Regions from separate parts of the Homo sapiens genome. Here region 2 is linked to region 1. Evidence: read pairs that join two places in POLR2A ChIA-PET (ENCODE). Cell type or tissue: K562. All regions are shown on one strand. Links, peaks and the distances in the headings refer to the core of each region. The heading gives the core; the rest is flanking DNA.

Evidence for each region. ChIA-PET counts read pairs that join two places held together with the same protein. Peaks named below come from ENCODE experiments on the same cell type or tissue, not always from the same donor. Only the 100,000 strongest peaks of a DNase experiment are listed, where the experiment ranks them.
Region 2: POLR2A ChIA-PET joins it to region 1 with 5 read pairs; 2 of 35 experiments call an interaction of 5 or more read pairs at or near these places.

What each region holds. Positions count from the first base shown.
Region 1 is chr18:62,620,635-62,633,218 of GRCh38, reverse strand. No RefSeq gene overlaps it. Among named protein-coding and RNA genes, the nearest start is that of PHLPP1, 89 kb to the left of the region's middle. In K562, for the core only: no CTCF peak of the experiment used is centred there; a DNase peak (open chromatin) is centred at 6,468.
Region 2 is chr18:62,549,496-62,562,079 of GRCh38, reverse strand. ZCCHC2 (zinc finger CCHC-type containing 2) reads right to left here. Exons shown (of 14, transcript NM_017742.6): 5 at 11,620-11,732; 6 at 5,783-5,877; 7 at 3,310-3,393; 8 at 1,436-1,493. Among named protein-coding and RNA genes, the nearest start is that of ZCCHC2, 33 kb to the right of the region's middle. RefSeq lists a silencer at 3,479-3,578. In K562, for the core only: no CTCF peak of the experiment used is centred there; a DNase peak (open chromatin) is centred at 6,719.

The sequences.
Region 1 (12,584 bases), core at 1,868-9,867:
GCATCTTTATGTCAGGCTGAGCTCACTCATCCAGATTAATTCCCTAGATGTCCAGCATAATTTCTGGTAAAGTCACCTTTTGGTCTGAACAAAAAGCAGATAACTCACTTTATCTGTGAGTTTTTTATCTTGTTGACAAACCAAAATTCTTATCCATTTCAATTTCTGTGGCAATTTAAGAAATTGCTAGCAGAAGAAATGTGGACTTTGGAAGGACACATTAAGCCTGCACTTTGCTCCTCGCTATCATGTGAATGCCTCAGTGTCCTGGCCATTTCTGATTCGGTTCTGGGAGGATTACAGAAACATCATGATTACTGTGCTCTCTAAGCCTCTCACTGGTTTTAAGGAGGGGGCTGATTTCCACTTTTATTTATAGAAACTTCGAGAATGATCTCCAAAGCTCAAGAGTTCAAGAAGCTATGGAGAATCTTAGTGATTGAGAGGACATTTGGGTTCATCTAAACCAGGGGTCCCCAACCCGCAGGCCATAGTCCAGTACTGGTCTGCGGCTTGTAAGAAATGGGGCCACACAGGAGTGAGTGGTAGGTGAGTGAGCACGACCACCTGAGCTCCGCCTCCTGTCAGATCAGCAGTGGCATTAGATTCTCATAGGAGCGTGAACCCTATTGTGAACTGTGCATACGAAGGATCTAGATTGCATGCTCCTTATGAGGACCTAATGCCTGATGATCTGAGGTGGATCAGTTTCATCTGGAATCCATCAACCCCAACCAACACGTCCGTGGAAAAATTATCTTCCACAAAACCAGTCCCTGGTGCCAAAAGGGTTGGGGACTGCTGATCTGAACCCCTTCTGTGTCAGAGTGTGGCTTGCCTAAGGTTCTTTGACTAAGTGGCATGTTGGTGCTTTGAACTGAGCAACTGAGAATCTACTATGTCATGCCTTCTCATCGACGGAAGTACTTGCAGTGGATCCAGATATTTAAAATGAATGCAAAAAAGGGGGATTAAAAATGCAGTAAAAATGCAGTGAAAACAAAAAAATGTAAAAATAAGGAAAAGTCCTTTTTTTATTTTTCTTTTTTGAGACAGGGTCTTGCTCTGTCACCCAGGCTGAAGTGGACTGGCACAATCACAGCTCACTGTAGCCTCAACCTCCTAGGCTCAAGCAATCCTGCCACCTCAGCCTCCTGAGGAGCTGGGACTACAGGCTCACACCAACATGTCCAGCTAATTTTTTATTTTTTCAAGACCAGCCTGGGCAACATAGCAAGACCCCATGTTGCCCAAGCTGATCTTGAACTCCTGAGTTCAAGCAATCTGTCTGCCTCGGCTTCCCAAAGTGCTGGGCTTACAGGTGTGAGCCACCACGCCAGGCGTGAAAAAAAGTCTTAAACAACAACAAGAAAATAATGCATATAGTATTTGCTCTCTAGACCAGGTAATCATTCTGCTAAACATGCTGCTGTGTCCAAAAGACAAAGCCTTCTCAAACTGTCGAAACGTGTTTCTCAAAAGGTTCATTATATTCTTTCTTCTCTGCAAAAATGACAAGCAGTTACCATCTTTTTCTGAGCAAATATTGACAACCCCTAGCACCCAACACTATGAAAATTCAGGTATATTAAGTTTAACCCATCATCTGTCTCAGTTTTTGTCCCCTAAAACAAAGGAAAATTATAGGCACAGTGCTAACAATGGAAATGTGAGTTTTTTCCTCCTTTGGTCTTTTTGTTGCTAGGGTGTAAGCCCATGTGTGTTGTAAAACTCTCTCCCATCTGGCTGGTTCTTGAAACTTCTCTGGGTCGCAGTTCTTACAGTTGAGCAATTAATTCTAACACTTGGGAACGGCTGAAATGAAGGAGATTTCAGAGAGAATAGCTCATGACCTTATGCCTTTGTGTGTTTTACTGAGAACTGACCTCCTGCGTTACTGGGAAAGAAAAATCTATTAAAATCTCTTGGGTGAATACTTCAGCAGGCTGATTTCATTTTGAAGTGAATCATTTGGTGCATTTTAGAAGGCATGATAAATGATGTCATCTCAAATATTAATATAAACCCTGGATAACATGCTTTTTACTCAGATTCAGAGTTTTATTACGATATTGTAAGAATTCCATTAGGCCACACCTACACCGTTTGAAGTCTGGTGAGATGCAAGGGTGGAGGAACAACACTACTTGATACTGTCAAATCCCCAGAACTAGAAAGTATCTATGAATTAACCTGACAACAATAAAACCACACAAAGTTACGGGAGAAAAATTCTAATAAAGGGTATAAAAGAACAACTAAGTAAACAGATATATACATATCATGTCTAATGGATGGGCAAACTTAGCACCAAGTAGATGTTAATGCTCCCTAAATTAATGTCTAAGTCAATGCCATTTTAATCAAAATCTCATGATAATCCGTAAATTGGAAAAATTAATTCTAAAATGTATAAAGAAAAGTCCACAAATAGTCAAGGGAATTCTGAGAAACAAAAGCAAAGGACTAGCTCTATTAGACAGTAACCCGCATTACAAAGCATAAACATATGGCAAGGTTATGCCCTGATGGGCAGAACAGGAAGTTTAGAAACAGAATCATGTGGCCAGACGCGGTGGCTCATGCCTGTAATCCCAGCACTTTGGGAGGCCGAGGCAGGTAGATCACTTGAGGTCAGGAGTTTGAGACCAGCTTGGTCAACATGGCAAAACCCCATGTCTACCAAAAACACAAAAATTAGCTGGGCATGGTGGCGGGTGCCTGTAATCCCAGCTACTCGGGAGGCTGAGGCAGGAGAATGGCTTGAACCTGGGAGGTGGAGGTTGCAGTGAGCCAAGATCGTGCCACTGCACTCCTGGGTGACAGAGTGAAACTGTGTTTCAAAAAAAAAAAAAAAAAAAACCACCACCCCATCACCAAAAAGAAGAAACAGAATCACTCTGCAGAAAAACAAATAGATTTAAATAAAATTCAAAATTTAAATTTATTTTATTTATTTAGAGACAGAGTCTTGCTCTGTCACCCAAGCTGGAGTGCAGTGGCATGACCTCGGCTCACTGCAACCTCCATCTCCCAGGTTTAAGCGATTCTCTTTCCTCAGCCTCCTAAGTAGCTGAGATTACAGGTGCCTGCCACCACATCCGGCTAATTTTTATATTTTTAGTTGAGCCAGGTTTCACCATGTTGGCCAGGCTGCTCTCAAACTCCTGACCTCAGGTGATCCACCCGCCTTGGCCTCCCAAAGTGCTGGGATTACAGGCATGACCCACTGTGCCTGGCTGAAATTTATTTTAACAATATATGATAATGTATAATTATATTGATACATAACACATATATTAATATTTACTGTTTATAAAGATTTAAATGATTTCAATGAATTAAAAATCACAATATAAAGAAAAAAGAAATGCCAAATAGTTTTAAGACTATAAAACTACTAATAAGAAATCTAGAACTATCTTTTTTTTTTTTTTTTTTTTTTAAAGGCAGAGTCTTGCTGTGTTGCCCAGGGTGGAATGCAGTGGTGTGATCATAGCTCACTGCAGCCTTGACCTCCTGGGCTCCAGTAATCCTTCTGCCACAGCCTCCCCAGTAGCTGGGACTACAGGCATGAGCCATCATGCCCAGTTAATTGCTTTTTTTAGAGACAGGGCCTCATTACGATGCCCAGAGTGGTCTTGAACTCCTGATGTCAAGCGATTCTCCCACCTCAGCCTCCCAAAGTGTTGGGATTACGGGCATGAGCCACTGCACCCGGCTAGAAGAAACATCTTTATAAGCTTAGAGTGGCACAGTAGATTGAGAAAAGTAACAACTGCACTGGCAGCTTCTCCCAGCAGGAGGTGGGGGCTTTTATTTGACTCCTTGAGTTTGGGTGTGGCCATGTGGCTTGTTTTGGTCCACTGGGCATTAACAAATGTGAAGAAGGAGAGGCCTGGAAAGCTCAGGTCCACCAGGCTTGCCCTCTCCTGCGCTGGAATCCCGGAGCCGCCGTGTGCGGAACCCTGGGCTGCCCTGTTGGAGGGTGAAAGGCCGTGTGGAGTAAGAGGCCCAGCCATCCCAGCTGGGGCCATGATGTGAGTGAGGCCCCCCAGATCATCCAGCCCCCGCCCATCAGGCCCCGTTCAGAAGCAATTAATCCCACAGCAATGAATCCTTGTTGGCTTAAGCCACTATGCTTTGGTGTGGTTTGTTACATAGCAAAAGCTAACTGATTCAAGCAGGGCACAAAAAGTGTAAATCTCAAAGGAAAAATTAATGGATTTAACAACATCAAAAGTAAACACCCTAGATGAAAGGTAACAGACAGGAGATGGGCTGGAAGAAAATATTTTGCAGAACCAGGACTGAAGATTAAAATGTAAAAAATCTAAGGGACACTTGCAATTGCAAGAAAAAAGTTTTAAGTAGGCAAAACCTGAATGAGAAGTGCACCAGAAGTAAAACCAGAGTAGTTAATAAATATGTGAAGAGACTCTCAAACTCATTAGTAATCAAAAAAATAGAGTATGTTAAAAATGAGATACTACAACTATTAGAATGGCAAGAAATAAAAAGTTGTATGATATCAAGTGCTGACAAGGACATGGGGAAATGAAACTCCTCATTACACTACAGATGGGCAGGAGTCACCTTCTGTTGTCATTTGTGAAGGTCAGTTGGGAAGCATTTTGTGAAAACATGCACATATGTATACTCTCATGTGATCCAGCAGTACAGTTCCTGGGTGATATCCCAGAGAATCCTTCTGACAGATGCACAAAGAGATTTATGTCAGTTTGCAGTAGCATCGTCTGCCAGTGTAAGCCATCCCTTAGTGGGAGGGTGTGTAAGGAAAATGTGGTATATGCATAGGATGGGAAAACCATAAGGCAGCCAGATCAGTAAATAAGATTTACTTCTATCAACATGGCTAGATCTCAAAAACACGTTGAATGGGCCGGGCGCGGTGGCTCACACCTGTAATCCCAGCACTTTGGGAGGCCAAGGCTGGCGGATCACGAGGTCAGGAGATCGAGACCATCCTGGCCAACATAGTGAAACCCCATCTCTACTAAAAATACAAAAATTAGCCGGGCATGGTGGTGCATGCCTGTAATGCCAGCTACTCAGGAGGTGGAGGCAGGAGAATCCCTTAAACCAGGGAGTTGGAGGTTGCAGTGAGCCGAGATCGTGCCACAGCACTCTAGCCTGGCGACAGAGTGAGATTCCGTCTCAAAAAAAAAAAAAAAAAAAACACATGTTGGATGAAGAAAATCAGTAGAATGAGATGTATAGCACAATGCGCACTGGTAAATTAAAGTCTATATTATATAGATGATGTTATGTATATGAAGGTATGGAAGGTGAGTTGGAAGAACACACATTAAAACATAGGTACTGGCTGGATGCAGTGGTTCACACCTGTAATCCCAGCACTTTCGGAGGCTGAGGCAGGAGGATTGCTTGAAGGCAGGAGGATTACTTGGGCCAGGAGTTCAAGACCAGCCTGGATGATATGGTGAGACTCCATCTCTAAAAAAAAATTAAAAAATTAGCTGGATGTGGTGGTATGTGCCTGTGGTCCCAGCTACTCAGGAGGGGAAGGAGGAGGATCACTTGAGCCCAGGAGGTTGAGGTTGCAGTGAGCTGTGATCACGCCACTGCACTCCAGCCTGGGTGACAGAGCAAGACCCTGTCTCAAAAAAAAAAAAAAAAAAGAAGTGAAATAAAACCTGGGTACTCATGGGAAGAGAGTAAGATTGGGGATGGGTCATTAAAAGACTGTAATGAAACCAAATCAGAACATTTGTCTCATCAGTGTACTTACTGCTTATGATGACTGCATGAGGTTTATGGATAGAGCTGTGATTTGGAAAACCAAGTAGAAAAAATATAAACAAAAAGGAAGAGCCTCCTCTATTTAAAAAGGATACAAAATACAGTGACATCCCCCAGTTTTGGCAACATTCTGCTGGTGTCACTAATATCACTATTAACCTGTAACTCTAAATGGACACCCAGCGGAAACCAAAACAAGACAAAAGGCATTGTTCTCCTTCTTAAAGGAAGAATCCATGTGGGGAAAAACCCCAGGCTTATTGTTTAAATCATGTAATAAAAGGCATCATATTAAACCCTTTACTGGTTTCTACATTGCATCCTGCTCTATGGCCTTGCTGCTTTTTAACAACCGCTTGCTTAAAGATAAAATCAGTATCTATACAGGGCCTCATACATTATACCTCTTTTGAGCATAATTTATTTCATCTACTTTATATCCAAAGGTGAAACTAAAACTATTTTATATTCTTACCTGAAAAACCACTCACGCAAGAATCAAGATGTTGTTCTCTGAGTTAAGGATTTTTCCTGGCCCCAGTCCTGTTACTTTGGTTACCACTGGCTAAGCTTTTCGTTGCCATTTGAGTTTGTGAACACACAGAGTAACCCGGATGAGACTATGGGTGCAAGTGTGGTGGGCTGGGGTGGGAACTGTGTCAGCACCGGGGTAGACAGAAGTCAAGGAACTTCTGTGGGGAGCTGATCAGATCAGCCAGAGTTTACACTGTCAGCATCTGACCTCAGAGTTGGTGGGCCACGATCAGTGATGAGTCACAACTTAAGAATAGCGCAGTGGAGGCTGGGCATGGTGGCTCACGCCTGTAATCCCAGCACTTTGGGAGGCCGAAGCGGACAGATCACCTGAGGTCGGGAGTTCGAGACCAGCCTGACCAACATGGTGAAACCCTGTCTCTACTGAAAAAACAAAAATTAGCCAGGCTTGGTGGCACATGCCTGTAATCCCAGCTACGTGGGAGGCTGAGGCAGCAGAATTGCTTGAACCCAGGAGGCAGAGGTTGCAGTGAGCCGAGATCACATTACTGCACTCCAGCCTGGGCAACAAGAGCGAAACTCAGTCTCAAAAAAAAAAAAAAAAAAAAAAGGATAGCACAGTGGAAAGAGATGCTCAGGTTTAGTGTAGCAGGGGCTCAATTTCCAACAAAGGAAACTGTTTATATGAAAGGGAAAAATCCCTAAAACAATAAGAACCCATCGCCAACCTCAAAGCCTATCGATTGGAAACAACTGTTCACCAGACGGCTCAGCTTGATTTCCCAGAATGTGAGACAATTCCATGAAGGAAAACAAGCTGATTTCAAAAATTAGAAATAACTCAATTAACTAGGATTTCCTTTTAGTTTGGTTTGCTTTGCTTTTTACTTTAATTACTCCATAAGGTCCAATTGCTGTAATGTGAGAATCCTAAATGAGTAAAGTTGGATGCCAAGTTAAATGCTAAGAAGACCTGGGGAGAAGCTGGGCGCAGTGGCTCACGCCTGTAATCACAGCACTTTGAGAGGCCGAGCCAGGTGAATCATTTGATGTCAGGAGTTTGAGGCCAGCCTGGCCAACATGGCGAAACCCCATCTCTACTAAAAATACAAAAATTAGCCAGGTGTGGTGGCATGTGCCTGTAATCCCAGCTACCTGGGAGGCTAAGGCAGGAGAATCGCTTGAAGCTGGGAGGCGGAGGTTGCAGTGAGCCGAGATCGCATCATTGCACTCCAGCCTGGGCGACAGAACAAGACTCTGTCAAGAAAAAAAAAAGAAAAAAAAAACCTCAGGAAATCTCAGAATGATGAGTGGGAAGAAAAGTGGGGTGGGCTAGTCTGTTGGAGTAGTAGGATTACAGGGAATTTTTCTCTTTGTTTTAAACTTTTAATATTGCTGTTATCAAGTTGAGCAATAAATAATCTTTTCTAAATGTAAGCATTCCTTAGGGAAAAACAAACAAACATGCTAACCTTTCCTCTCCATCACGCTGTGGGGAAGCTTCATTGGTTCCTTAAGGAGACTATAATCAAACCACTTTTTTCTTGCTCATCATAAGGTTTAACTAGGGGCAAAAGAGGACAAGAAAAATAATTAGAGCCATAATTGGTGGGTAGATGGAAACAGAGTCCTAGGGTTGGAAGGAATCTTGGAAATATGTTTTGCCCATCCCCTCAGCTCTCGGGCCACACCTAAACTCTTAAAGCCCTCAGGAATTTACTGTGCTGAGGACCGCCAAGGACAATGCCTAATCTGTCTTAGAAACTCATTCTAGTGTCTAAGAATACTTACTGGCAGGAAATTCAACTTTGTGAGTAAATTCAGACTCCACTCCCATCCATTTCCTCTGGCTCTGATTTCGGGTGGAGATGGACCGCAGCTGGACACACATTCAAGTACACTCAGCAAACACACGTGAAGGTTGTTACCAAAATAGCCCCCTCCCATCCCCACCTCAGCTTTCTCTGCTCTGGGTTAAATGATCCCAGCCCCTGTATGGGATAAATGATCCCAGAAATCTCTCCTGATCGGTTTCATTATCTGAACTTAGACCTACCTGTGCCTAATCTTTGACCAACAGTCCAGTAGGGGGTTCACCACCACTGGCTCTAGGGTGATCAACTGTCGCAGCTTGCCAGAGGTTGCCCAGGTGGGACTTTTAGTGCTAAAACCAGGAAAGTCCCAGGTAAACTGTGATAAGTTGGCCTAGCTGGCTGTCTCTGGGGAAAAAAATGCAACCACCGGAGGAATGATCTTCATTGCTAAAATGCAATGTTACACGACGTGTCATGAATATGGAGACAGAACCATCTGAAAAGCTGCTGTGGTTTGAACGTCCCTCCAAAACTCATGTTGAGATATAAGTGCCATTGTAACAGCATTAAGGGTGGAGCCTCTAGAGAGGTGATTAGATCATGAGAGCTCTGCCCTCATGAGTAGATTAATGCCGTTATTGAGGGAATGGTTAGTTATCACCTGAGTTGGTTCCTGATTAAAAGGATGAGTTTGGCTGGGTACCATGGCTCACGCCTGTAGTCCCAGCACTTTTCAAGGCCAAGGCAGGAGGATCACTTGAGGTCAGGAGTTCAAGACCAGCCTGGCCAATATGGTGAAACCCTGCCTCTACTAAAAATACAAAAATTAGCTGGATGTGGTGGCGGGTACCTGTAATCCCAGCTACTTGGGAGGCTGAGACAGGAGAATTGCTCAAACCTGGGAAGCGGAGGTTGCAGTGAGCCAAGATTGTGCCACTGCACTCTAGCCTGGGCAACAGAATGGGACTCCATCTCACAAAACAAAGGATAGTTTGGCCTAATTTGATGTCTCTGTCTTGGGTGCTCACTTGTTCTTCTGCCATGTGATGATGCAGCAAGAAGGCCCTTGCCAGATGCCAGCACCATGCTTTTGGACTTCCCAGCCTCCAGAAATGTGAGAATAAATTTCATTTCTTTATAAGTTACCCAATCTCCAGTATTTTGTTTTACTAAAAACAAGTAACAGAAAACAGCCTAGGAAAGGGCCACGTCTGCTGTCCTGTTTCAGCACAAACCCCTGTCTGGAGGGGATGAACACAGTGTCTGCTCTACTGCACACAGCCTGTACCTGTCCCCCACCACTGTTACCTGGGTACATGGGCACACCTGGGGATGCAGCACTTATGGCTTAAAAAAAAAGAATCAGGTGCAAAACCAGAAACAAATCTAAAGTGTGTGAAGGGGAGGAGAAACAGGGCATGAATAGGGGGGGAATTGCCACAAACAAGAGAAAATAGCCTAACAGCCTGGAGCAAAAGCAAGAGGGAGAATACAGTTAGAAACATACCCAATGAGAGGGAGAAATTGGTGAAGGAAAAAAAAAAACATGAGAAGGAAGAACATGAGAGCACGAAGAGAAGTCTGTGGTGGTAAAAGAAGTAGAAGATACACCTGCCACGCTCACGCCCTTGGACCACCAAGCAGAATCACTGAGCCATTGCCCAGCCCACCCCTCTTTGTATTTTCTCATATCCTTTCGAATGGTTCCTGGACACTTGGATTTCATGGTCCAGGAAGAAAAAATTAAAGACTAACGTAAAGCTGCAAAGAACATGAAACTTAAAATGTCTTCTACTATGATCATTACTTCCAAAAGCAAGGGACATTGTACGTCCTCAGAGGAAAGAGCATTGCTTCCCAAGAAAGAACTCTGTCCTTGGCCACTGAATACCACCCTGCACGCAGAACATTCTCCTCACTTCTCCCCTTTGCCAAGGAATGCTGAAAACTTTGTCACAGGCTGGTGCCAGGTCTTACCCTAGCATTTGGGAGGCACTGCTTTAGGGAACCTGAGAGTTTAGCCACGCAGTTCTGTAGAAAAATGGTGGAAAGCTAACATTTGTCGAGCACTGACCATTGCCTGCCCCTGTACATAGTCATTATCTCATAAAATCACCTCAATAACACAGTTCTAATTAGTCCTCCTATTTCAAATAAGGAAACTGAGGCTCAGAGATGTTGAGAATCACGCCTGCAGTCAAGTGGTAGAGGAAGGTTTTAATCCAAGTCACTTGACTTCAGGGCCAACCTTTTTTTAGTTTTATTTTTTACTTTTTTGAAAAAAGTCTCGCTCTGTCACCCAGGCTGGAGTGCAGTGGCAAGATCTCGGCTCCCTGCAACCTCCACCTCCCAGGTTCAAGCAATTCTCATGCTTCAGCCTCCCAAGTAGCTGGACTTACAGATGTGCACTACCACACCTGGCTGATTTTTGTGTTATTAGTAGAGACAGGCTGGTCTCAAACTCATGGCCTCCAGTGATCTGCCTGCCTCAGCCTCCCTAAGTGCTGGGATTACAGGCGTGAGCCACCGTGCCCGGCCTCCAAACCTTTTTTAAATTAAAATTTTTGGAGACAGGATTTTGCTCTGTTGCACAGCCTGGAGTGCAGTGGCATGATCACAGTTCACTGTAGCCTCTAAATCCTGGGCTCAAGCAATCCTCGCCTCAGCCTCCTGAGTAGTTAGGACTACAGGCCTGTGCCACCATGCTCAGGTAATTTTTTTAATTTGTAGAGAGATGGTCTCTCTGTGTTGCCCAGGCTGGCCTCAAACTCTTGGCTTCAACTGATTCTCCCCACTCAGCCTCCTAAAGTGCTGGGATTACAGGTGTGAGCCATCACATCAGGCCCAAGGCAAACATTTTAAACCATGATGCTGCACATTACAAACATGCTTCTTCACAGAAGGAGCCTCCTGGATTTTCTAAACAGAGTGAAAGGGTTTCATAAACTCTACATCCGTTTTGTTTTTTGTTTTTTGTTTTTTGTTTTTTTGAGACACGGTCTCAATCTGTTGCCCAGGCTGTAGTGCGGTGGTGTGATCATAGCTCACCGCAGCCTTGACTTCCTCGGGCTCTGGTGCTTCTCCCATCTGAGTAGCTGGGTCTACAGGCACATGCCACCAGGCCTGACTAACTTTTGTATTTTTTGTAGAGACGGGGCTTTGTCATGCTGCCCAGGCTGGTCTCAAACTCCTGGGCTCAAGCAATCCTCCTGCCTCGGCCTCCCAGGGTGCTGGGATTACCGGCGTGAGCCACCTCGCCCGGCCCGTCTACATCAGTTTTGGGTGTGCCGCCTACTGAAAAATTGCAAGCATCTGACTAAGACAATCTTTCCTGAATCAGGAATGCTTAAGAGATTTCAACCCCGTGATGGCTGTGTCCCTTCTGGCCTCGTCCCCAGCTGGGTTCACTGCTGGCTCTGACGCCTCTGTCCTGGCGCGGTGTCAGCTCCCCACTTTATATCCAGGGTGGGGGCCTGTTCTCTCAAGCTGCTATTCCTATCTGTGTTTGTTCAGAGGCTTCCTTCCTGGCTCTTTTTCTACTTTAAGATCTTCCCTTTTCAGCAACCTTTGCCTTGATGTCTAATTCCAACTGTAACTTAAAATCAGAACCACAGAAAGATATGATCAGGTAGAAGTTGATTTCTATTTTTTTTTTTTTTTTTTTGAGACAGAGTTTCGTTCTTGTTGCCCAGGCTGGAGTGCAATGGCGCCATCTCGGCTCACTGCAACCTCCACCTCCCGAGTTCAAGCGATTCTCCTGCCTCAGCCTCCCAAGTAACTGAGATTACAGGCATGTGCCACCTCGCCCAGCTAATTTTGTATTTTTACAAACCAGTCTGGCCAATATGGTGAAACTCTGCCTCTACTAAAAATATAAAAATTAGACAGGGTTTCTCCATGTTGGTCAGGCTGTACTCAAACTCCTGACCTCAGGTGAACCGCCCGCCTCGGCCTTCCAAAGTGCAGGGATTATAGGCGTGAGCCACCGCAACCAGCCTGGAAGTTGATTTCTTATTTTTCTTTATTGGAGACTTTGGTTCCACAAATCTGTGGAAAAAAGCTGAAGCCTCTTAAATCATTCACAGAAGATTAAGTGACTGGCAAACGAGACATTGGGCTTTCCTCCTATTGAAACCAAGTTATTAGTATATTAATATTGTATCTATTCACCACTTGCTAATTCTGTTTTACTAGCAATCTAATAGTGGGGGAAGCTTCCACTTAAGACTCTTTTATAAGCTTGAGGGACACAGAGTCCTTATTAGTTTAATGTGCTGTTATGTAGATGTGAACATCAGAATCATGGTTAGGAGGGAATTTAAAATGTTCCCCCAGCATCATTCCAGACAGATGAGAAGCCATCCTTTAAAAATTCTCCGAGAAGAATCTTCCACAATCAACTATTTTAGCTCATCCCAGTGTTTAATAATCCTCATTGCCAAGAATATTTTTTTCCTTTAATGCAATCCTTTCTGCTGTAGTTTAAATTCA
Region 2 (12,584 bases), core at 1,835-9,834, 71 kb after region 1:
GGTTGCAGCGAGCTGAGACTGCGCCACTGCACTCCAGCCTGGGTGACAGAGCGAGACTCCATCTCAAAAAACAAAAACAAAAACAAAAAAAACCACGGGACATGGTGAAAAATCTAACATACAAGGATTTGGAGTCTTGGAAGACGGAGCAAGAGAAAAGCGGAGAAGAAATATTTGAAGAAGTAAAAAGCTAGTTTTCTAAAATCAGAAGACATCAAGCTACAGATTCAAGAATTCATGCAAAGGAAGCTAGGAAAACTGCTGAAAACCAGACAACAACAAAACCTTAAAAGTAATCAGAGGGAAATGCGTATTATCTTCAAAAGAGCAGCAGTAAGACCGATTGAAACTCTGGATGCCAGATGACTTAAGTGTGAGTTCCTCTCAAAATCAGAGTCCAGCATAACAGAGTTTATTTGGGAAGTGATCCCAAAAAGCAGGAGCAAGGGAGTGGAGAGGATGAAATGGCGAAGGACTGCAATGAAGAGTCCACAGTGGAGGCTGGAAGCATCAGGAGCTCCGAGCTTCTGGGCCCTCCCAGAATGACAGACCCAAAAAGGATGGAGGCAGACTCCTGTGTGAGCAGCAAAGGCCCTAAGGCGGAACATGGAAAGTCACGGCTCATACTTGAGGAGCACAGCGCTAATGTGGTATGAGTAAGAAATCACAGACGGTTTTATGGGATCTGCAGGAGAAACTGGAGGTGAGTGGAGAGAATAAGATGCAAGGAAATAAAGGGAGAACCAGATGATAAGGAAACTATGCTCTCAAAAGCTCACGGAAAGTAACTGCCCAATTAGAAGTCCACATGTGGCAAGAGTATCTTGTAAAAATGAAGGCAAAATAAACATTTTTTCCAGATAAAAATTTGAGTGCATTCATCACTGGCCGATGTGACTATAGGAAATACTCAAGTGTTCTTCAGTTGGAAGGAAAATGATCATAGGTGGATGCTCAGAGACACAGGAAGGAATGAGTACACAAACACTACAAAGAGGTTTCATGGAATTTAAAATTATACAGAGAATTAAAATGCATGACAGCCACGGCTTACAAGTTAGGGGGAAATAAATGATGTTGCAGTAATCTAAGGTCCTCAAATTGTTTGGGACCAGTACAAGCACAAATATCCAACTTTAATAAGTCAAAGATATGTAATATTATCTCTAGGGTAGCCACTAGAAGAACTTTCATTGTAAAACTATCAAAGATGATAGGGGAAAACAAAACAAAACAAAACAAAAAAAAACCACAGAAGAAAAACAACCCAAAAGGAGGCAAAAAAAGTGAGAAAAGGAAACAGAAAAAGTGAAGAAATAAAAAGCAAATAGCAAAATGACAGAATTATAGCCAAATACATCAGAAATTTAATTAAATGTTACATTGATTTTAAAACATACCAAAGCACTTTTTGTTTTAGAAAGAGGATACTTACTTCACAATGGGACTTTTCCCAGTATGCTTCTTGTGGATTATGGCATGCTGCAACACATCTAGAAGAGAGGAAAAAGTAACTTATTACACTAAATGCTGCAGCAAAAACCAACAGTAGGATGCTACTAGTTTGTATGATCATAACCACTGGTGACAGATGGTATGAAGCACTTCTAAGCATTTCTCAACATAGAAGACATCTTAAGCAATTTTTCAAAAACACAGTAAACTCTGAATTACCTTTTATGTTCTCTCAAATGTCTTCCACCTAACAGCAAATCAATCTTGTTCAAAACTATGAAAGTCTATATGAGCATGTCCCTACAAAACTAAAACATCCAATTTCAGATAGAACTTTTTAACCATTAAAAAATGAAGAGTTTCAAACATTCAAACCTGTATCTATTAATATAACAAACATCCATGTACACCACCCTCCAGACTGCTCCATATTTGCCTCTTTTAAGAAACAGAATATCACAGGAATGACTGAAGGTCTTCCCTCCATTCCACTCCCCCTCATCCCTCTAGAGGCTAACTAGTAGCTTACTTGTTGAAACATTCTAGTGCAAGTTTTAACTATCCATATATGTGTGCTCATAAACACATTAGCTGTTACATGTTTCAATATACAACTGTCCTTCAGTATTTGCATGTAATCTATGCACATCCTCCTGTATATTTTAAATCATCTCTAGATTACTTATAATACCTAGTACAATGTAAATGCTATGCAAATAGTTGTTATGCTGTATTGTTTAGAGAATGACAAGAAAAAGAATTTTTTCCCCCAAATACTTTCAGCTCACAGTTGGTTAAACCCACCAATGCAGAGATGGAGAGCCAATTGTACTATAAATATCCTTTATTTTAATTGCTACCTAGTACAAAGACATTATTTATTTATAACATTACTAACATTTGAAATGTTCAGGCAATTTCCTGGTATTTGCCCTTGCAAACAATGCTGCCTCAAGGACCCGGGCCCATGTCCCCTTTTGCAGGTGTGTAACAATTCTCATAGATGCAGGATTGCTGGACAGCAGCATATAATTATCTCCAACTTCACTACACAGCACCAAATTTCGTCCAAAATAGTTCTGTCAATTTATATCCCCATCAGCAGTGCCTGAGAGTTCCCACTGCTTCATATCCTTGATGTCAGACTCCAAAATGTTTTGTCAATCTGCTGAGTGTGAGATGACACCTGTTTCCATTTGCATTTTCCTGACTACCAGTGAGGCTGCACATTATGTAATAGCTGTTCAGGTTTCCTCATCTCAGAATCACCTATTTATGTCTTTCACCTATATTTCTGTTGGGATGATTGTCTCATTGACTTTTTAGGAAGATCCTTCCATAGTCTGGATATAGTCTTATCTGTAAATATCTTGCAAACACCATCTCTCAATCTATGGATGGTCTCCTGGCTATATGGTTCCTTTTGTCACAGAGAAGCTCTAATTTATTAAGATCTCTACCGTGGTCATGCTCTACTTTATTCAAGAAAGGCTTCTCCTCCCAAATTAACATTGAAAAGTTTAAGTTTTACATTTTACATATAAGTTGTTATTCACTTGAATGTCTTCTGCATGATGTAACTGGGAATCTAATTATACCTATTTTTTCATATGGAAAATCAATTGTGCCAACACCATTTATTGAACGGTCTATTCTTTGTCCACACACCATTTATTGAACAATTTATTCTTTCTCCACACACCATTTATTGAATGGTCTATTCCTTCTCCACTTATTTGTAATGCAACCTCTGTCACATTCCAATTCCTATATGTCAGTTTCTTCACTCCTTAAATGTTCTATCCATGTGCTATCAGCAGGCAGAATGATTTACTCTAGTGAATCTACCTTTACCTTCTTCTTGACTTGAAGCTTCAGAGCTGTCTTCTTTTAAGTGTTCTAATATCTTAGAAGTCTTCAGAGAGGATTGTAAGTTATCTGCAGGAAGCATTCAATACTATTAACTTTTTAGGAAAATTAAAATAAAGAAAACAAATATAATAATTGTTTTTTTACCTAAGGAAAATGAATGGAGGGTGAGTGGTGAAGAAAACATGGCTACTAGTGAGAAGGCAAGATGACACAGCCCAAAGCACTAGACTGTGAGTGGGAACCGTGTTCAAGAGGCCAGCTGTTCCCTGAAGAGCGACTGACCTGGACAAGTCATTTCATATCTGTCAGCCCCAGTGTGCTCATGTGCAAAATGAGGAAATAAAGTAGAAAGGTGCTTCTTAAACATCTGTGGTGTGGTAAAGATTCAGTTTTCATTTTTTTAAATCTTCAGTTTGCTGTGGATCGTTACTTTTGTAAAATACAATAAAATAACGTGGCACTGTCAAATTGTTAATCTCTCAGTGTCTGCTCTCAATTTCTGTTCTCGTGTTACAGAACAGTAACAAGCAATTTATGGACCAGCACTGGCCCATGCAACACATTTTGGATTACTTCCCCATTAAAATACAGGCCAGCAGGACTCCACAGTTCAACATCTTAACTCATTCAGGACTTTAGCATTATTTTTTTTCAGCGCTAGTTTTCAGGATATGGAGTGATGCTCTCTGTACCAGAGAATAAAAAGATAAAGCTATCAATTAAAAAAAAAAAACCCAACAGTGTATGCAAATGAACCCTGACAACAGTATATTCACTAGTGAAACAACTCAGATATGTAAGAACGTTAGGCTGACAAGATTTCCCACAATCTCAAGTTCTGTACTTTCATACAGTGTTTTAATTTTACAACCTAAAAACAAAATCCACCAACCTCTTTAGCACTGCTCATGTAATTTAAATACTGCCACACCCTCAAGATGAGTTTATTACTTATATATGAACTCCTCACTTGGGTGAGTTTTCCTGAGCAGCCTGTTCATCTGAACTAAAAGTTTAACTTTGTGCTCAATTCAATGCCTTTTTGAAACTAAACTGATGCTATTGATACATGTTCAATAAAAAACACATTTGGCGCAGGGGGAAAGCACTGATGGTTAAATCTACATAGCTACAGAATGATCAGGATTCTCTTTAATAAATGCTGTTGTTATCATTCAGACATAAATTTAATCATGAAGTTGTACATTTTGTCTTGGTCAACTAATCACAAAGAGTCATATTTTTAATTCGGATTGATAATTACGTTAGCATTAACACACTTAATTAGAGAAACTTTAAAGGTTAGCCCGTGTAACAATCATACTATTCTTGCACCTCTTTTTCTCACACCTCAAATTGAGGAAATATGTGTTTTTCTTTCCCCTTTAAATACAGGAAAAAATGACTCTCTTGAGAGCAGAGGGACAGTTTTAAAAAAGAAAAATGTTCCTTGCCATAGCTATGCCTGAAGTTCAGCAGAAATTCTGCTAAAGGACACGCCAATGTTACTGACAAAATATTTGTAAAAGGCAGGCTGAGGTAGATGTGTAGAAAATTAAACACAAGGCAGACAGTGGTGAAAGGTGAAATAAGAGGGCAAAACTCAACATACGGAACATAAGAAAAACTGGCAAAGCTTCGTGGAAGAGGTGATGTTTCAGCTGGGCCTTAAAACAGGTGTGATTTTAATGGGCTATGACAAAAGGATGTATGTTTAAGTAAGGGTACAAATGAGCAAAGACACAGGGCAGGCAACAGCTGGGCATGCTAGGAGACAGAGCACAGGGAGCAGAAGGAAGCTCCCGGAAGGTCACAGTGAGGCCTGAATTTCAGACCAAGCAGGAATTTAACACATTTATCCTTGTGATAATCCAGGGATAGATCAGAGTGGGAAACTAGAATCTGAGAAAAGAGTGAGGGTTTACCTTTAATAGTCCGTGCATGAAAGAAAGGCCTAACTGTAAACAAAGGGATGGTGACGAAGGGACATAAAGGAAGACATCCTTTGTCTAGTATGGGTTGTCCTTTCCGTGATGAAAACAAAGAGGCAGAGTGAGAAGAACAGGGCTAACATTTTCTGTCTGATCGGCTGGAAAGGTCAATTGGGAACAGGTGACAGGAGGAAGACAGACTAGATCATACACCAGCACGTGGCACTGTAAGGTCTCCAGCCTGTGAGGGAACAGTTCCTGCCCAGGAAATGAAGGACTGGCCATGCCCCAAAGACTAGAGAGACTCAGGCCTTACCTTGGAATCAGTCTGCTCTGTTATATTAGCTTTTATTCATGACCTTCTTTAAAACTGCAGTGTAAAAACTCATTAAAAATGACATTAAAAATGTATGTCACTATTCCTTAACTTTAACTAAAGTGACAAACCTACACAAAATGACACAGTAAAGCAATAAAATCCAACAAAGAAAAAAGATTTCCACAGAGGGACAGAGGATGCTTACTGATACTGTGTAGGGAGTCTGATGATATGGACTGAAAGAAGCTGTGTACTTTCTGACTTTGTAGAAAAGCTTGTGATGAACTTGAAAATAGCTGCCTGCACATAAAAAGAAAAGAGATTTGTTAATTTCAGGTAATGTTAATCCACAAGAAGCTCAGTTTCAATTATAAAGCAGAATGAAGTGGCAGTTTAATTCAGGTATGGAAAAATATTTTTCCTATAGAAAAGAATATTATTTTCTAATGTATTTCCTATGGGAAGAAGTCAGTAACATTTAACAAAATTCATTTGCAAGAATCGACTAAATAGGTTCATTTTTAATTTTGTATAATCTAATGGTAAGTTTTCAATACTGGCCCAAAAATGTATTATTTCAGCCTTTGCCCAAGTGGTCCAATAGCCACCCTTCTGTTCAGAAAAACAACTGCAATTTCTTTACTCTTCTCCACAGGTGTTCTTCTCCTTATTTGGCTGTACTTTTTTTTTTTTTGAGACTGAATTTTGCTCTTATTGCCCAGGATGGAGTGCAATGGCGCGATCTCAGCTCACTGCAACCTCCGCCTCCCAGGTTCAAGCTATTCTCCTGTCTCAGCATCCCGAGTAGCTGGGATTACAGGCATGTGCCACCACGCCTGGCTAATTTTGTATTTTTAGTAGAGACGGGGTTTCACCATGTCGGTCAGGCTAGTCTCGAACTCCTGACCTCTGGTGATCTGCCCACCTCGGCCTCTCAAAGTGCTGGGATTACAGGCGTGAGCCACTGAGCCTGGCCTTTGGCTGTAGTATTAACGGGCATTCCCACACTCTCAAAGTGGGAGGTTGGGAAGTTTGGGATGCTAAGAGTCCTGAAAAATATGGAACAGTCAATTATGTAGTTATCATATATCATACATATATTCTACAACCTAAGGCATGACTAACTGATGACTCATGTTGAATGTGTATCATGCCATGAGTCAAAGTTATCTTTGAAACCCAGCTTTCCTCATATTTTATTAATGTAATTAAAAGACTCCAGCTGGAGGTCTTCCCGACAGTGGTACCTGTAAAAGGGCTCTTGGGCAAAGAATTAGAGCAGAATCTACCAGGAAGTTTACTTTGGATTTGAATACCAGTTCAGTCGCTTATAAGATGAAGCACCCTAAACAAGCCAGTTAGCCTTTCAACTTCCAATTTCTCATGGTTACAAGAATCAAATAGTGCACACAGATAAACAGTCACCCTACCTACTACTTAGGTGCTCAACATACAAATCCCATTCTATTAGTTTTGAACACTTTTAATGCGCATTTTAAATTTCAATTAATTTCTCCCCCAAGGTTTTTGACCTATTATTCAGATTAATTATAAAATCATTAATATACCAACAGATGACCTTTATGGGCCAAAGTTGCCTTGTATATCATGCAAAATTGCTTCTTGGTCTTCTAATGTGAAAGTAAACATTCAACAGGAAGACATGGGTGAAATTAAGAGATGAAAGAACTGAGATCTGAATTCAGGAGCAAATCTAGATTTCCAGGTCTGAACATATTACCTAAGGCTGACATTAAAATCCAAAGGCAGTGGTGGAACCCACACCCAGTCATGTTAGAAACCAACTGGTCAAAAGCACAGGCACACCTTCAATTCAAGGCCTGAGTCCCAGGCAACAGCCCAGATATAACTCCAAATACTATGTATACATCCACTACAGGAACACTGAGTATTACATTTAAACCACAAATGAGATAAAGGCGGGGACTGAAATCAGCATGCAAACTAAAGTCAAGGCTCATTAATGAATAACCACAGATGGCAATTATACCGATATTAAAAAATCAAAGTGGCCATAAACTATTTGATAAATCAAATGAGTGAGAAAAACAAGGTCACATTCTGACATGACAGAAATCATCCAACCCCAAATGCACATTTCAGGCCGTATTTTCATTTTCCTAACCTACAGCATATTTGAGACTAAATGCAGTGTGTCCTGTACCAACCAAGATCTGTATCACTAATAAGTACTTCCTATTTCTCAGTTTCCTTTCTTCCGCCTCCTTTATAACTGCTACACTTCTGAGACACAAATGATGACCTACTAATTTAAAACCCACAAACTGAGAAGGAAGTGTCCTGACATCCTATTAATGGTGTTGAGGCCACAGGCCAGCCATTTGGGAAAATATACGAATTCCCGCCATACTCCCTACATCAAAATAAATTACAAATGAATCCAAGATTTTTTTAAAAAGGAAGTATCAGAAGAAAACATATTTTTTGAAACATATTTCAGATACATTTTCAAACATATCTTTGAAAAGGTCTTTCTAGGCATGACACAAAACCCTGAAACCAGAAGAGAAAAGATCAATAAATCTGAGTATATAAAAATTTAAAACACCTCTATGGTCATGAAGTAATCGCAAGCAGGGCTCTTTATCTAACAAGTAACTCTTCCAATCAGTGACACCAATAAAGTGTGGAAAGGACTGAAAAGGCCATTCACAGGGAGGCGGCAAAGCCTACTCAAACACAAACTGAAATCGGACTGTCTTTCCGAGATGGGCAAAGAAGAGCAATTGAGAATGTTTTGAGTCTGCTCAGGTGGGAGATACAAGTATGAGGCCTCAGAAGACATAAAGTGCTGCTACCTTTTTAGAAATAGTTTGAAAATATTACATATTAAAAATACATGTAACTTTTGACCAATTACATTATTTCCATAAATTGATCTTACAGATAAATGTATCCATATGTGTTAAGAATATATACCTGGAGAGGATTGCTTGAGCCTAGGAGTTTGAGATAAGCCTGGGCAACAGAGCGAGGTCCTGTCTCAAAAAAAAAATTAATAAAAATAAAAAGTAAAAAATTAAATAATCATATACCTGGACATTGTAGTAGTTTAAAAACATTTAGAAACAACTAAAATGGACGTAAAATATGTTGATTAATTATGGTTCAGCTAAAAAGGTATATTATGTAGCAAATAAAGTAGCCATCTTTTTACATGTACTGATGTGTTACCATGTCCCAATATATTTAAAGAAAAAAGTGGCAGAAAAGTATTAATATGTATAAAATACTTCCATTTGGATAGTAAAGGAAATACACACACACACACACACACACACACACACACACACACACACACACATAAATCTAAGGGCATGTATGTGCACAGAAAATTTTGGAAAAGTTAGGCTACTTTAGCTGTCAGATTTGGAGAATGGGAAACCGGGGAATTTTCTCAGTACACACCTCTGCATTCTTCAAAATTAGCTTTAATAACATCTTTACAGTAAAAACACCTAAAATACACACAGACACAGACATGCACAAGAGGCCAAGTATGATCAAAGCTGAGGAGAATCCTAAAAGCTTTAACAAGGAGTCACCCACATACTTTTTTTTTTTTTTTTAAGAGACAGGGTCTTACTCTGTTGCCCAGGCTGGAGTTCAGAGGTGCAATCATAGCTCACTGCGGCCTCAAGCTCCTGGGCTGAAGCGATCTTCCCACCTCAGCCTCTGGAGTAGCTGGGACTACAGGTGTGCACCACCACACCCAGCTAATTAAAAAATTTTTTTTGTAGAGATGGGGTTTCACTATGTTGCCCAGGCTGTTGGCCTCAAATGATCCTCCTGTCTTGGCCTCGCAAAGGGCTGTGACTACAGGCATGACCCACCATGCCCAGCCACTTACTTTTTAATTGGGGTCCTAGCTGAGAGCCATTTTTTGAAAATGGCTCCTTCCAGAAATAGTTAATTTTTTCCTTCTGAAAATCTCAAACTTACAAATACAGTACAAATACTTTTTTCCTAAACCATAAATACCTAGTGTAATGGCTAACTCCTGGGAAGACATCAGTGAGTATTTCCTATGTTCTCCTACAATCAATATCAGGAGATTAACACTGACCAATTTTTACCTTCTATTCCTCAGATCCCATTTAAGTTTTGCCAATTGACCCCAAAATGTCCTTTTCATATCAAAGACACCTGTTGTCATGGCAACTGGCATCTGTGGGGTGGTGGGAGAGGAGCAAGTCTTCATCTTCTGATCCTTCCAGACCAAGCTGGTGCCCGCCCAGAAGCCCCTTTCCTCCCCAGCTCAGAACTCTGAGCAGCTCATCCACAGCTTGGGGGGCTCCTGCCCTGAGGCCGTGTCTTTAGGGAAAGGCAGCTGGGTAACCGTGCACAAACTGTCACACCCCGGATCTTGTCATACATGAAAATACTCTCCCCCTCCCAGATTTCTGCTTGTCTCCACTGGGGAGCAAACACTCATCCCCTTCTTTTCAGCCCCACCCATCCTGAGAATACTCACTGGTCCCAATTCCCTACTCAGGAGGGGGGCCGTAACAGTCAATGACACACACCTCTGCTCTACCTCAGGAAATCGGCTTTCCAAACTGGGCCACCTCAAGTTTAGAAGGCAGATGATAGGCTGTCTTACTTAAGCCCTGACCCTAAGCCATAGAGGCTCCAGCACTGCTTTTATGTAATGTATTTATTAATAACTGCAAGTTTCCAGTAAAACAGCATGTTTCCTTGGCCATGATTCCTGAATTTATGTCCCTCCTACAGGGAAGCCCTCAGAGAGGTGAGTGCCACGACTGCCAAAACCAAACGCTGACCTCCACCGTCACCTCCAGATCCACTCACTCAGATGCCTCCGCTCTCACCCTAATGAGACTCTCGCTGCTTAATTACCCGATTACTCCCATGGCACCTGTCTTCCAAGCACAGTTCATTCTACTCTATCAGACTCACCTATTTTCACTTCCTAGTCCAGCTTAGTTCTCCTAACTGTCCATCATTTGTTAAAAACTGAACATTTTTTCCCCAAATTCCCTTGCCTCATTGTCTTTCTGTCACATCCAAGAAAGCCCCATCCAGGACAAATACAACTACCTGCTTTCCTGACACTTGGACCTGAGCTGCCGGGAAACATTTAAAAAATAATTCACACAACAGGACAGACCAATACCACGATAATTTATTGATCTTCAATCTCAAATGGACTCCACACCTTGCCCAGCTCACTTGATTTCCTTCATCAGGTTGTTCTCCAGCTCTCCACATAATGATTTTACATCCCCTCTACTCTCAAGCATGTGATCCCACACCCTCAATCTACCCATTCTTAAGAAAAACTCTTAGGGAAAATATAAGCTATTAATTGGGCAAAAATTCCCTCAACTTCCCATCACGAAACAAGTACATTTCCCTACATCCACACTCATCCCGCCTCCACAGGGTCCTTGTGCCGCCAATGACGCGCCTTGCCTGTGTCTTCAATTTCTTCCTCTGTGAGCACATGGGAGGCTCCGGGAATTAATCCAAGATCATCTCATCTAAGCGCATCTTTCCCAACAAGCCCAACAACCTTACGAGGGCAAAACCTTGACCTCTGGCAGCACCATGGCTCCAAGAGAGTAACAGCCACGAAGAGCAGGTGCTGGAAAGCAGGGCTGCCCTTCACTCTCCCACCCACCAGCCCAGGCACTTGACAACTTTAAACAAATAAAACATCTCTCCAAAGTAGAGCTCTTGGACAAAGGCCTCTTTCAATAAGTATTTTATAAAGAATATAAGAGCCTTTATTCAATATCTGCATATTTCAGAAGCAACTAAATTTTATGATATCAGAGAACTGAAGAGTACAATGATGAAACTAGTTTGGTATCTTTTACTATGAGCCTAGACCTAAATAGCACAAGGATAACATGTCCATTTTAAGAAGTACGCCAGAGAAAGGATCTCTATGATTCCCCCACCTGAAGACCCCATTTGGAGCGGCCCTTTGTCCTGTGTGTATGCTGCTATGATAGGCGTCAGGTAAATCATTACCTTAGGATGGGCTCTAGGTCAGGATGTCGCCGTTCCTCCCTTTTCAAGGAACCCTGATTCAGGGCTCTTAAGATGGTCTTGTCAAAAGTCTCTGAAGACAGTTCCTTTGGAAGCTAGAAAAGAAAAACCACAATATCCAATGTTAAGTTTCTCACTTACTGGTAAAGATGTTACAAGTTATATGCATAAAATGAAGATTAATGCCTCCTGCTCATTATTTTCCCAAAAGCAGTTTGTTTTCCAAATCTTCACAACATCTGACCCCATAATGAAGCAGCACAGACCTTTCCTACTGGGAAATGCACCATCTTCTGACTGAACCTCAGGGCTCCCCCAGGTGCAGGGCGACCCACAGCATTCAGCATGTTCCTGGGACAGGAGGATGCCTGCATGGACCTTACACTCTGGCTCCACATACCACACTGAAATGACACCCATGCTAAGGTTCTCGAGTTAAGGTGAAGATTCTGCTCAGCATAGCTAGTACTATTTTTACCCTGGAATAGTATTCCAAGGAGTGTTATCTCTGCCTTTGCACTTAGCACTTTTGTGCCTCCTGTTTTACGTTTTACTCTCAGGCAATGTCAGATCACCAGTGCTATGAAGCAAATAAAGAACTGAATATGAGAGACGGGTGAGAAACCCTCAATATTACTTATTTATATAAAAACCACACGCCAGAGGTGCCTCATGTGATTGAGGTGCCCTCAGAGCAATGTGCTAGAAACCACAAAAAAATCAACACTTGGCCAATAAAACTTTTAGGTTTTAAACAAAATTTAACCAGTTTACTTTAAAAAAATTCCTAAATTGATTATTCATAAGCCAACTTTCCAAGTCTTTGAAAAATTCAGTTTTAAATTTGACTTTTGATAACTAATCTGTCCTATTACTGGCACTTTCACTAAAATTCAGAGTAGAACCATTAACAATATCTGAGAAGCCACAGGAATACAAAAATCTAT